Linked DNA regions of Mus musculus: region 2 is linked to region 1. A link is a loop called in an ENCODE intact Hi-C map of the cell type or tissue named here. Cell type or tissue: gastrocnemius. All regions are shown on one strand. Links, peaks and the distances in the headings refer to the core of each region. The heading gives the core; the rest is flanking DNA. Region 1 overlaps Msi2 (musashi RNA-binding protein 2). Region 2 overlaps Msi2 (musashi RNA-binding protein 2).

The links. A loop is a pair of places that touch in the nucleus more often than their neighbours do. Peaks named below come from ENCODE experiments on the same cell type or tissue, not always from the same donor. Only the 100,000 strongest peaks of a DNase experiment are listed, where the experiment ranks them.
Region 2: it touches region 1 in a loop (4-fold over the local background); 7 of 42 quality-filtered maps call a loop at or near these places.

The regions. Positions count from the first base shown.
Region 1 is chr11:88,704,392-88,711,559 of GRCm38, forward strand. All of the region lies in intron 5 of Msi2 (musashi RNA-binding protein 2), which reads right to left. Among named protein-coding and RNA genes, the nearest start is that of Msi2, 10 kb to the right of the region's middle. In gastrocnemius, for the core only: no CTCF peak of the experiment used is centred there; no DNase peak of the experiment used is centred there; H3K27ac peaks cover 1,563 bases.
Region 2 is chr11:88,651,385-88,658,552 of GRCm38, forward strand. The region is part of intron 5 of Msi2 (musashi RNA-binding protein 2); the gene reads right to left. Among named protein-coding and RNA genes, the nearest start is that of 0610039H22Rik, 36 kb to the left of the region's middle. In gastrocnemius, for the core only: no CTCF peak of the experiment used is centred there; no DNase peak of the experiment used is centred there; H3K4me3 peaks cover 980 bases; H3K27ac peaks cover 2,500 bases.

The sequences.
Region 1 (7,168 bases), core at 3,136-5,635:
TGACTCTTGCTATTCCTTCACAGGACCCAGCTCACCCGTCTGCAAAGCAGAGGCTCTACCCTGACCAAGGATCACTGTAACAGTCAAACTAAAGGCATTAAGGAGACTGAGGTGTGGGTCTATGCCATCATACACTAACTCACATACTAATTCAAATCAAACTTTCTTTCCCTTTCAGAAGATGTTAAATCTCAAGACTAAAATGACCAAATACAGTGGCCCAGCACACACCCTGAAAAAAAAAAAACAAATAAAAAAACTTCCCCAGATACTTGGGAGTTTAGCAATATCTGAGAGAGAGGGGGGGGGCAGGCAGATACACACACACACACACACACACACACACACACACACACACGCACGCACGCACGCACGCATGCGCCAGGCAACAGCCTGATATACTTAATACTTAGCACCCAGAAAGACAGCTGCCCAGCTGGACCAACATCTCAGATTTCTACTGCAAGAGAATCACAGGCACATGGCCCAAAGACCACACCCACTCACCCATCACACCACACAGGGACAGCAGAAATGGAGATTCCCAACGCGCAACCCCCTTCCCTCTAAGCAGCCACCAGGCAAAGGCAAACACAAGATGACATGACCTATGAAGTCACAGGGCCACTGTTCCGAGCAAGAGCACACAGGCATCGCCAGCAACCTGTGATTTCCATATGGAAAAATATCATCTCACTATTCACACCAGGGGAGGTCATGATCTCAGCTTACAAAAGGGCAGAGAACAGAACTCTACCACGTGGTCCACACTGCAGTCCCTGGTTAAGAAATCAGAAGAGGAAGGTAAGAGGAGCAAACATTAAGAATGGCAGACTCCCTGTAAGCTGAGGGGGTTTCTGCCATGAGCCTCACATGTAAAGATAGTCTACAGCCCTGCAGAACGATCTGAATGACCCATTAAGCATAAGCTCCAAGTCCAACGTGTGATTTTTCTCCACGAAACAGCAATAGCCACACTCAATAACCGTGGCTTCTCTAGGAGTCCAGAATCTCAGAGCACCGATGGGAGCACCTCCGGGAGCCTGCACACATAACAGGCTGCCAGCCTCTGCCAATAAATGCCTGACCTCCAATGTGTATTACTTTTCAAGCCCTACCAACACACCTGCACGATGCACACCCCCTGTCTAGCCATACTGCATCCAACAGTCTTCTCCCTTCTTGTTCTTCAAGAGTTAGCATCAAACTACCTCCACAAAGACTGTACTCTTCCTCAACAGGTTACCCAACCTTCTTTACCATTTGGATCATACCCTTTCCCATCCCACAGGTCACTGCTGTGTTCTCAACTTGGAGCAGATGCTATGGACTGCCAGCTCTATATCTGTGTCTCCATCACTTCACGTCAATTCTCCTTAAATCAAAGTGTATGGTGTTCTAAGAGGTTTGGCTAGCCATCATCAAGGCTCTTGTACTTTCAGGGTTGGTATCTGGTAGAGTCAGTAAGACCTGGACTTAAAATACTGTAAAGCTCAAAACAAAGCACCTAGGTCAATAATTACTGAAATACTGACAGCAGCAACTCTGTGCTTTGATGAAGGGACAGCCCCCTGCCCCACGCCACCATCACTCTGCCTGTCTTTGCAGGTCATTCCTAAAACAGTGGTGCTCTTAGCTGTTTGCTCCATTCTTAGAGCCATGCTTGAATGAAAGTGGTTCTGAGATGGTGGTCCTCCTGCCCATACCATCTCAGAGCCTCAGGCTGGCTGGCAGGCACTAGGCACTCAGTAAGGAATAAACACTGGAATGCCTACCACAGCCTCCAGTGGGTATAGGTGCTCCATTAGCTGACAGCCAGTAGAAGAACTGAGGACAAGCTCAAACATTAGAAATCCAGAGTTAAAACCTGAACTTCATGCCATTTCACTTACATTTTACACACACACACACACACACACACACACACACAACCAGGTGTCCCTGCAGTGAGTGTATCCTGCCTCCATCTATTTTAGCTTGTGCAAGCTCAGTATGCTCTGTGGTGTGTGTACCACAACACCACCTAATAAGGCATCATAAAACAGTGCAGGACTGGGCTTTAGGAGGAGGCTGGGCTAGCTCAGGCCATGCGAGAATGTGTCATGACCATGTGTCAGGGAGAAGGGCATGGAGAGAGATGTGATCCCCAAAGGTCTCACAGTCCCAAGGGCAAGGAAGCAAGAAAAGATGTGATATAAGCTGCAAAGAGACCCTTGAGCTGGGCTCTTGAAGGACACAAAACCCAAGGCCAATGCATTTAAGCTGCTCCATTGGCAGTGCGAAGCCCAAGGAAGCACTGAGGGGGGGTCTCAAATCCCCTGCAAGAGAGAGTCAATGCCCAGAGGGGCAGTAAGTAAGGATCACGAGCTGACGCGTGGTGAGTGGCTTGAGCAGGATCTTGGGGCTAGCCACAGGCTCGTCCATCTCCTGAGCTCATGGAAATTTGCTAAATTCAGTAAGAGGCAAAAGATAAAAGGGCCATATATCCCTGTATTCTGGGGGTTGCAGTCAAAGAATTTCTGGATATGAAAATTTAAAAGCGGACATTTAGAACACACTATATGGAGGGGGCCACAAAGACGGGCCCTCAGAGACTGCTTGGGGGACAGGAAGGAGGCTCACCTGTTTACCAAAAGGACATGAGACACAGCTTTGTCATCCTAGCAGCCTGATATGAATAGAGAGACCCCAGCCAGGAAGGAAAGGCAACATCCAGGAAGAGGACATCTGTAGGACAAAGTGTCCCTCCTTCTTGAGCTGACACCTGCTAAGGACTTGGAGCACAGGAAAGAGCAGGGCTCTTGGACAAGCGAGACGCTAAGCCATTAATCCTTCAAGGTCTTCACCAGTGGGGGAAAAGGGCCACAGACGCACCCCTACAGCCTTGCAGAGCAGGGAAAAGCTAACAGACAGGCGGCTTAAAACCGTGGCTGCCGAGATTGCAGCTGCAGAACATCTAAGACGGCAAGATGCTGGGTGACCCGATCTACAGCAGCAAGGGAAGGCCAGATGCTGGAATCTCACCCTTGCACCCTGAAGAAGCTGCCAAGAAACCACTCCCCTGGAACAGGAGGTGTGCACGGCCGCCACTGCACCCATCTGGATGCGTGATTCACAGAGAACCTTTCAGGACCCTGAAGCAACGTCTAAGGACAAGACGGGAACAAGAAAATCTGGCTCAACCCTCCACAACTTAACTGTTGTGGTGACTGGAAGCACCCACAGAACACATCTGGATAGCAGCTGGATAGCAGCTCTCTCCAGTGAGGAAAAGCCAGGTCTGATTCATCTCACTGACCCCTGACCACCAATAGCTCCAAAGAGCCAGGGGGCTTGAATTCTGATGAAGGTTTTTTTGTTTTGGTTTGGTTTGGTTTTGGGGGGTTGGGGTGGTGTTTGCTTGTTTTTATTCTTTAATTCTAAGTTCAGTTGGCAGAATGGCTGCCCAGCAGGCATGAAACCCTGGGTTCCCTCTCCAACTACTGCAGAAAACTGTCTATGTTATTTCAGAACTTGGGAGGTAAAGGCAGGAGATGAACAGTTCGAGGTCATCATGAGCCATGCAATGATTCTGAGGCTGGCCAGAGAGATCTCATCTTAAGAAACCAAAAAATAATAATCCTGTAAGAGTGTCAGCAGGAGTGTGCTGGGTGCCACTTGTCCACACACAGCCCCCCAGAGAACAATCTGCATTGATTTCCAAAACAGCATGGTGAGGATCTGCATAGCTTTTTTTTTGAGAGAGAGAGAGAGAAGGAAACTGAGGTTTGATAGGATTTACATGGTATGTTCATGATCACCCAGCTGTCCCTGAAAGCAACTGGAAATAGATGGAACAAATGACCTCTTGAGACCAGCAGCTAATGTTTCAAGCGACACAATGAACATACACATGAATCAAAACAGCACTTGTTCACTGATAATGCGGGTTTTTTTTTTAATTTATGGTTTTGTGGGGTGTGTGTGTGTGTGTGTGTGTGTGTATGTGTGTGTGTGTGTGTGTGTGTTCGAGACACGTGCGTGACAATGCTTGCAGAGACCAGAAGAAAGAATGTCTGATAGCCTGGAGCTGCTGTTACAGGTGGTTGTAACCTTACATAGAAGACTGGGAACAGAACTTGGGCCCTCTACAAGCAACAACGGTTCCCTGCTGACCCAACTGGTCAGCCCCGCGCCGTTTCCATGTCTGTGCAATGTTTATGTTTTTTTATGTGTTCATTAAAAGATAAAGTCAATTTGACTAAAAGAAATAAAAACCTTTAGAAACAATCATCGTAAAGAGTGGAGATTGTGTTCTTCTACCAAAGGACAGTAAGGACAGATGGTGGGGCTCACCCAGGCTCCACGCTCCGCCCACGGATGCTAAGGAACCAGTAGGTTCCTCCATAAAAGAAAAAGAAGCCACAGGCTAGAACAAAACTCTCCCAGGCAGCTGACACTTGGGCCCAAAGGAGACAAAGGAAGGACACTGAGTGACTGATCCTTATCACCCTCAGGTCTGTCACAGCTTCAAATTAAGTCTTTTTTTTTTTAAGAGTCCCGTGACCATTTTAATTTTTAAAACGGTGGAGGTGGAGCAGAGTTCTCTTACGTAGTTTAAAAATGAAACAGGAAGACATGGAGTGATCACCTCTCTTCCTGATCAAAATGTACTTCGCTAATGAACGGCCACTGGCCTCCAAAGCATAGTCCCAAGGCTCCCTAAGAAAGTCACGTGAACCTCAGCATCACAAAGGGTGAGACGGGTGAACGGCGGCGGGACTCCACAGCCTGCCTCCTCCGTTGCTCATCAAAATTCTGGACAAAACTGATTTTTTTTTATTTATACAAGACATTAAAGAATATTATGACAGTACTCATATGAAATCCGTTCTTCACTGCCACAGATTTTCTTTGGTCTCAAGTTACAGTTTCTTTCCACCCGTCTTGTTTAACACCTCCACGGAATATTTCCCTGGCAAGTGTGAGCAGGGAGGGGCGGCCAGAAAGCAGAGAAATGAGTTTTAACTGAAACATAGACTGACACTTCATTTACAAGCTGTTCACCCAGTCCACACAGAAGAGTGCAGTCTGGCCTGTCACCATGACCCCAACACACACACACACACACACACACACACACACACACACACACGTTTTATGAAAGGAAGATAAATAAAACATAAATGAGGCTTCACTCAAAGTTCTAGACTCTTGCCAGCCTGGATGCTGTCCCCAGCAGTCACCTTGGTCTGGAACCCTGATGGCCAGTTCTGTGGGAAAACAAGCAAACAGGGCAAATCCTTTCCCTACCCTACTCCAGTTCCCAACCATGGCACAACTACACCTCAACAACTCCTGCTTTCCTGAGCTGAGCAACCCCAGAAGCACCTGAAAGAATATACCCCAAGGGATCAGACAGAGAACACATGATAGTGTCATATAATTAAATGACGTCACAAGGGGTGGAAAATGACCAGAACCCCAGACCCTGGAACTTCAGTAAGGCTGCCGTCAGTTCTACTCTTTGTAGTCTTCTGACCTTAGGGAGCCATGTCTCCTCACTTCTGACAGGGAGGCAACGCGTCGTGGTAACCCAATAGGACTACATAGCAGTCAACACTCCAACTGCAGAGGCAGATGCCTAGGTGGTTTTTTTTTAATATCGCTACACAGCCAGTCAATGTTTCAGCTGCCTCCTCTGTCCAGTGGAGCTGACACACCACCCCCATGCCAACTGCCTGGGACACACATTCAGTTAGTGTTCTCACTGGATCTCTCAGAGAACTAGTATGAGGCCCTCCATAACAAAAGTGAGAGGTTTAAGAGGCAGGAAGATTTGAAGTTCAAGGCCTCTCTCTCAAAAATAACCAGTAACAACAGTGGATCATCCTTTGGCATCAGCAAGTGTCACACCCATGCTAGGAGCGCATTTATTTCACCCATAGCCAACTTTGAGCAAGGGGATGGACTCTCAAGGAAGTTGCGTGATTTGGGCCAAGTTCCTAACAGTTAATGACGGGCACAGCTGCCATCTGAGACCAGGTGGTCCAGCTTGCAATCCTGCTCCATCGTGACGACGATTAAAACAGCCGTGACAATGGCGAGGATGGAGGATGAGGAGAGAGGCCCTCACCAGGACGCTCTCGGGGTTTTTTTTCACAGAAACCTTTGTGGAGGAGCTGATATCATGATTCCTGGTTCAGAGATAAGGAAACTAAGACAGGGCTGGGATGCAGGTGTGGATATGGGACAGCAAAGACCTTTACAAGGTGACAGACATGTCATTAAATGTTAAAAGAAACAAAGGTCCCATTACTAAATCCCTGAATTTCCAAGGCCATCGGTCTTTTTCAACCAGTTTGATATTAACACATTTATCTGAGAACTCACAAACACCCCAGGCTGAGGCCTGGGCTGCAAAATGGGGACAGTTCGAGTTCCTTTGACAGATCTGAGACATCATCTATCTTGTTTTCAAACAACCACAGCACATTAACACAAAATACCACCTTCCTGCTGAAGAAGAAAGTTGATGAGAACAGAGAGAGAGAGAGAGAGAGAGAGAGAGGGGGGGGGGGTGGAGGGGGCAGGTCTGAATCCATGGTTTCACCAAGTCAGATTTTCCCAGTTTCCCTAAAGGGAAATCTGATCCAAGTTGTGAGTGATCCAGTGACTAACCTGGAAATCTGAAGATTCACACTAGGGAAGAAATGATAATTCTTCCAGACCCAGGAAATACTGCTGGTACAGAGACGGAAAGGTTCTCAAGCAAACATGAAAAGCAACTCATAGTTAAAGCCAGCCCCAAAGTTTAGGCCAGGTAAAGGAAATTCCTGTGACCTGTTTAAGCATTAGGGGGAAAAAAAGCCACCTTCAAGTATGAATTTCTACTCACTTAAGGGATACCAGTTTCATCTTTAGGAAGGAAGGAAGGAAGGAAGGAAGGAAGGAAGGAAGGAAGGAAGGAAGGAAGGAAGGAAGGAACAAACAAACTTACTTCTTACTCGTTCATGTGACAGGTCCCAGACCTGAAATTCTCAAATCCCATTTACAACAACCACCTTTTCCTTCGCTAATGTGCAAAACCATTTTCTCTTCTACCCGATTAGAAGGCTCCACTCTGAGAGCCTTGGCTGAAGGGAATAAACGGAATTTCTCAAGAGCCGTCATCCTTTTTCTCTTCCTG
Region 2 (7,168 bases), core at 2,292-4,791, 54 kb before region 1:
TGATACATAATGATGTCCTGTGTATCTGAAAAAGCTAGGAAGGGTGATTTTGAATACTTCCATCAAAGGGAATGATAAATATGAAATGTAGATATATTTACACTAATATGAATGTTTTATATGTATACATTTATGAAAACATCTTGCTCTTGTAGAAATATATTTTAATGTATCTTCTTTAAATGGATTTAAATATTTTTCTTCCTCTTTTTTTCCAGGGTTTTTTTTTTTTTGGTTTTGTTTGTTTGTTTTTGCTTTTTGTCATTTGTTATTTGTTTCTTATAATGGGTTTCACATACCCTCTTGCCTCTAACTCCCGGGCTGCTGGGATTATAGACATGAGCCACTACTCCCAGCTTTTTTTATTTAAAGGTATATATACGGACAAGAATGATGCCTCAGAGCCTCAAGCTCCACAAAGCTGAGGATGGATTGGTCACGAAGCTGAGAGCTCAGGAGGCAGTCACTCAGAGCTTCACTCACAGTGAACCACAGAAGAAAACTCAATGGGGCCCAGGCTGCTCTGGGGATCCTGCGGTATTCCTGCAGAGAGCCAGCTGGTGGAAAGGAGGGCTCGATTCTGTAGGGGAAGGCCTGGGATTGGAGTAGCCCCACCTCCAAGGCCTCTAGGCTCTAGAATGATAACATTCAGTCGTCTATGAGTTCATCCATTTCAGAGGAAAATCTAGTAATTCACCCACTGACTTCTCAAGGAAATGTGGGTAGGAGGGGCCAGATATAACCATAAAAATGGACAAAATATGCCCAGAGAAATACAACACATGGGGTGCCACATCCCTATGACAGTCAGAAGATCAGTCATGGACATCCATCTCTATAACTTTGGCAGAGGAGCCAGCTAGAAGAGAAGAGCTGAGCTGACCTTAACCACCAAGAACAGTAGTTAAGCATACAAACAAACAAACAAACAATAGTGCTGGCATAAGCCTTCCTGCTTTAATCATAGCTAAATCCCAAGCTTGAAGTCTCCTACCAGTTTCTGTTAGCTTGTTACTCTTCCCAACCCCTGCTGCTGCACTCGTACAGGAGAAAGCAACCCCACAAGGTGGGGGGGGGGGGGGGGGCAGGTATCACTCTCCACCTGTCTATCTTTGGGAACAAAGGAGCCGGGAAGTCTGTCTCCCTTTATCCAAACCAACAAAATGGCAGTAAATCCTTAGTTTCAGCCAGTCTTCCACTTTGTCTGCATTCTGTCACTGTCAAGAATCAGGGAAGAAACATGACTAGAACCGTCCAATCCAAAGGCACTACCGGCTTCTCAATCCTGCTCCCTGAAGAGGTTCAGTAAACCTTCAGGCTGAAAATCTCCACCCAGGGGGCACAGGATAGACTCCAGCTTCCCAGAGGTGACAAGGGAGTTGATGTACCCCATAGTACTGTAGGAAAACTAAGGCACAGAGAAACAAGGTGACCTTTGGATGGAATAGTCCAGGATGAAGCCACCACTGCTGAGCCACAGGTATTGTTGGGGCTAGTCGAGGCCCATGGCGCCACGTAAACCATGTCACCTTTTCCTTGGTCCCCTGAGAAAGTATGCCAACCCTACAGGAAAAGTCTTCTCACTAAAAAATATTTAAAGGCGTAAGCAGTACCCTGGTTAATTACACCCAGAAAAGGCTGACTTGGGAGTAAAGAAGTTAAGAATGAGACGCCTGGGAGAGAAGCATTCAGAGGCCAATGTGTCATCTGCAGCGACGTGGACCAAACGCAGCCAACAGGGCAAGGGAACAGGATGCATCTATGAGCAGCGCACATTCCTTAGGCTTCTGCATAAACCCTGAGGCAGGAGACAGCCCCATTTTACAGATGTGGAAACTAAATGACAGAGAGGTCAGGCTATATCCAGGTCACATAGCCAATAAAAGCGCAGAGCCAAGATTCTAACCCTGGCAGTCTGGCCTGTGGATCTACTCTTAAATAATGTGATAGCATCTATCCACCTGCTTCAGAAACTTCTCCCGTTCTAAGGCTTTCTGTGTGATGTGAAGGTTTCCTTAGGCTGTCCCCTATTTGTGTTATGTAATTATTTAAAAAGGATCTTCAACTCCCTGCTTTCTCTAAGGCTCGAAGATAACCAACGATGAGACATAAGACAATCAAACTAGAGAGTCTTATCACAGAAAGGGGGTAAAATAAATCTGAAAACACGATTCACAGACACACTGTGTCTCTTCTCTTCCCCACATTGACTTCCAAGTCCCCTAGGCATCTCAGTAAAAACGGGCACCATGATCAAATTCCAAAGTGTGTCTCCCACACGGAGAAAAGCTTACTAGGTGCCCAGTGAGAAGCAAACATGATATATTACTACGTTACTATACAAGAGGAGACTAAGATCATTTCCCAGTATGACGTTAAAAAAAAATCAAGTCTGTAACATTCAAAGCATCTGAAGATGCTGCAGTTCGCTAAGGTAAAAACATCTCCCACAACCCTGCCTCTTCACAAGCCTTTGCTTTCCCAATACAAAGTCACAAAATGGAGAGAATAATAAAACCTGTCCTCTTATCCCTTCGGGGCATCGAGATCACTTCAGAGAAGCCTGAGACATTTACCTAGTGTTTACTAAGAAGGGCCATATGCCTGGTAGTCTTGGGTCATGTGACATGGCACTTTAGGACACACTGGCGCTCCCTGCACCTGCTACAATGTCCCTCCCAGTTTTGGGGACTCACTGAGATGCAGCAGAACTCTCGTACATCCCTTGCAGGGCTCAGCCCCAAGAGTATCAAGACAACTGACCCACTCAGCTCTTGGGCTCCTCTTTCTTGACATCTCAACTCTCCCCCTTTTATTCAGCTTTTGTAGAAACTTCTAGAAACCCAAGTCACCTGACTCCAGCCTGATACCTCAAAGCAGGTCTGCCTGTGGCTGTGGGCTCATCAGGAAACTGCATGGAAATACAAGCAGGAACACAGAATCGTATGTCCTGGGCCAGTTGAAAAAGTTTCACTATGGAGTTTAAGCTGTTCTAGACACAACAGAACAATAAGACCAAAAAGCCTCTTCAGGCAAAGAAAACAATATAATCTCATCCCTTGTCTGGCCGGAAATACGAATTCGAAGATAAAGGTACCAGAGCCTGGAACACTAGGGCCCTACATGGCCTGTGATAATCCCTGCAAAAAACCACACTGGTACCCATGACTCTGGACATTACATCATCCACTCCCTTAAACATTAGCTAAGACCTGTGGATGGAGAACCACCCAGGGCAGGGTAGAATGTCCAGCTATATGCCTTCGATTCACTTGTGTACTAGTTAAGAACCAATTAGAGAACTTGGGGGAAGAGAGTGGGTAGGTCTCAGGAAGCTGAGAGACAGTTCACACTCAGTACACCTGGAGTGGCAAGCATAGCCTGAACGCTGACGGCACAGTCCCTCAAGTGGCCCTCTGGTCACAGTGGCCCTCTAAACGGGATGCCTTCTGTCCTGCTTGCTGACTGAAAGGAGTTGGAAACCCTACCACCGGCCCTCCTGTGTCATTATTCAACAACAAACAGAAACTATATTTAGAACTGTTTCCATGAAGGCGCCACGGGCAAAGGCCACTCAACCTCGGAGACGCAGAAAGGTGAAATGAGGTTACCCTCCCCGCTCCCAGCCATCTATTCAACACAGCATCTCATTTTATAAATGGACCTTAAAATTCACAGGAGGAAAGACAGTTTTCCCAGGAGCCACTGCGTCCATTCTGCAAAATTACGTAACTCAGAAAATGAGGGTTGTGATTTGATTATGCCTTCAACAGCCTGGTGCCAAGGCGACCAGCTCACCGTGCCCATCAACCGCTGGTAGGGAACAAAAACACAGAAGAGCAGAACAACTCTAGATAAACCCTTTTGCAGTAACCCACGTAAGTTAAGTCTTAAGCAAACCTCTTGATAGCCTCAGTGGCCCAGGTTTGCCGCACCCCACCCTAAAGCAAACTCCACGGAGGGTTTTTGGCCCACCCAGTTGGGTAGAAAAGTACACAGCTCCAAGCTTGGGCTGACTGAGTAGTTTGTCCTTATTGGAAGTTTATACTTGCCTCACACACAAGGGGTACTGTTGGAAGGAATCAAATAATTTACTGTTGGACATTCTGGTTTCAAGGACAGCACATGCCCTTAGGAAAGCAAAAATGTTACCATTTACCTTTTAAAAAAAAAATTACTAGCTTTTTATTTCGAAGCAAGTTAATGGAAATAGGGCTTTTTCAAAAATGCAGTTGAAGGTGCTGAAACCTCCTGGAATCAACCTCCTTCTGTAGAATGTAGAGCTGTTTAACAGAGGGAAATTAAAAAAACAAAAAACAAAAAAAAAGTTCTTAAGAGTTGTATTCCAGTGTCCTGCAGGAGCCCCAGGTGAGGCCTCCCTTGAGCCCACAGATCTCTACCTACGCTCTGAGCTGTCACATAGGTTTTAACTAAAGCACATTTATTTATCATCTCAACTGTTCTTTGTCCTCCTCGCTGGGCTTAATGTAGACAAAACAGGGCTAATTGTGTCTATTTCACCAGTAAGAGTGGAGGCTGCTTTCATAATCTTGTCACAAGAACCAAGCCACTTGAGACACCCCAGAGGTCATTCGTCTACGGTGCTGCGCTGGGGAGACCAGGATTCCTGAGTGAAGAGGACTATGTCATCTTTCTGCACTCGGGACAAGACACTCGTCCTTGACTGTAAGCGTGCAGCCAGGTCTTTCTATACAGGCCCAAGTGGATAGGCTCCTTGCCTGGAACAGCCTCTCACAGACCCAGGTCAAATGTCCCCCTCTTAATTCTGGGAATTTCACAATGCAAAGGGACAGGGAGGGGAAGGGAGGGGCGGGGCTTCACTTTCAGATGTTTCCATTTTTCTCAGCAAGGTTCATACTCTAAAAGCAAAAGATGCTGAATTCAAAAGGAAGGTAATGATTATTTTTCATGACAAAAACCTTCCCAGGCAGCAATACCGCTGGCTTTCTCTATCCATCCACCTACCCAGGTTATCCACCTCATCCACAATTTCTGAGTTCTTTGGTTTTGTGTGTAGCGGACAGAGTTCAACATTGGGTGTCTTCCTCTATGACTCTACACATTTTAAAAAGTCAGAGTCTCTCACTGAACCTGAAAGCTCACCAGCTCAGCAAGATGGCTCAGCAAGGCCCAGGCATCTTTCTATTTGTCTCTCCGTACTGCTGGGGATGCAACTCGGGTTCTCATGTACACGCATAGCAAGCATACCAACTGTGCCATGTTCTCTGACCCCGCCCCCCAGGTTTTCCAACTTAAATATGGATGTAATTTTGTATATATTTCCTTTTTTAAAAAAATGGGTATTATACATTTATATCAAACCTAAACATGAGACTCCATTACAAAACGCTGGGGTTTCTGAGTGGGCTCCAGGACCACTCCACCCAGCTGGTGGGAGCACCTTCAGCATCAGCCAGCGAGCTCCATGGTTGCAGAACAACAGAAGGATACAACCCAACTGAGCTAATCCTTAGGGGTTGGTCAGCTGGGTTGTTCAGTTTGTCTGTATAAACAGTGCCACAATGGACATCCTTGAATAAGTCCTTTATTATTTGAGAAGAACTTTGTTTGATTACTGCCTGGGATGACATTCTTCTAGGTGGAACTCCTGGGCTCTGGGTTTGCTCTTAGGAGAGGGACTAAGGATGAGAGGAGCTGCTGATATATTTTGCTGGTACCACAACTACATTTCAGTTGATTTACTGAGTCAAAGGAGGCATGTGTTGAATAGAAAGCACACTGCTGGTGTCAGAAACACAAGTTACACAGCAGAAGGTCAGCTGGCCACACTAACCAACCAAGGAGTGGCGTTTCCGCAGTGACGAGCTGAAAGCCACACAACAGCCCTGCCCTCACTCTGGACGCCACACCACCCTGGAGCCTGAGAAAAGGCACCATGGAGGACGATTGGTCTGGGCTCCTTGGACAGACAATGGCTGGGCTCCTTGGACAGACAATGGCTGCGTTGCTCCATCTCTCTGGACCTCACTCAGGCTAGTCTTGTTTACATGTTAGACAAGATGACCATGAAAGAGGCTGTTCCTTTGACGAGAACAAATTGCTTCTCTAAGTGCTGGGTTCTACTGTGCTCTGTAACCCACTAAATGGAGATTTCATCTTTATTAGTCCCCATACCCAATCACTCCATCTCCTTACCCAGAGGTCTCTCTGACCAAGTGTTCCAGTAAACACGTAGAGCCTCCTACATACAGTGAAGCAGGGCAGAGGCCTTCCGAGGGCTTCCAGGTCAGCCTCCAACTGTGCAGTTGAGTGTAACACCTACACTCCCTGTCCAGACAGTCTGGCTGGCAGTTAGCACTCAAGCTTCCTGAATTCAAACAACATCCCTCCCTCCCAGCAATGAGACCTAAGATAGCTCCTGAAGCAGCAGGTGCCTGGACCTCAGGGCCCAATGAGTGTCTTCCTGCAGGACCACTACATGAATGACAAATGGAAGTGCATAAGGTGTTAAGAACAGAGCCTGGTAATCAACGCATGCCTAATAACACTAATAAGCATTGGGGACAATTATCCTTTCACCCAGGACACTCTTAGGGCTATTCGTTCTTACGTTACCAGTTGCTCCTGAAGACACTAAGGAAATATAAATCATTGCTCAAGACATGGTCCACCAGTCCTTACTAGGAATGCGAAGATGCCAACTTGAACAGGCAGTCTAGAATTCTTTATCCAAGGCTTGCATTTTGGAGGTTTCTGATTTCGGACAGGCAACAAGATGTGTGCATCGTATTCTACAGCACCCACCTCCCTGCTCTGCCTGCTTCTACTCAAAGACATTAGAAGTTTTTCAGAAAAATCCATGTACCCTCATAGTCAGCAGGATGGAGACGCCATATAGTCTGAGGACAGGCAGGTCAGATTCTGTAGCCCACGGAGTTATAGAAAAGCTGAGGCCGTGACACGCTAGACCTGTAGCCACGGGGTAACACGGAGGCAGGAACTGTAGAAAGGGGGACTAGGCAAGTAACTAGGGTAAGACTAAGGACAGGCTCAGTTAACACCTGAAGAAGAAACAAGAGCCTCCTGAGAGAAAGGCTCTCTCTGGCAGAGGCTGCAGCAGATGCAAAGGAGAACCTTCTAGAACGGCATCAACCATAATGGACACCCAAGAGGCCATGCAAGGCAA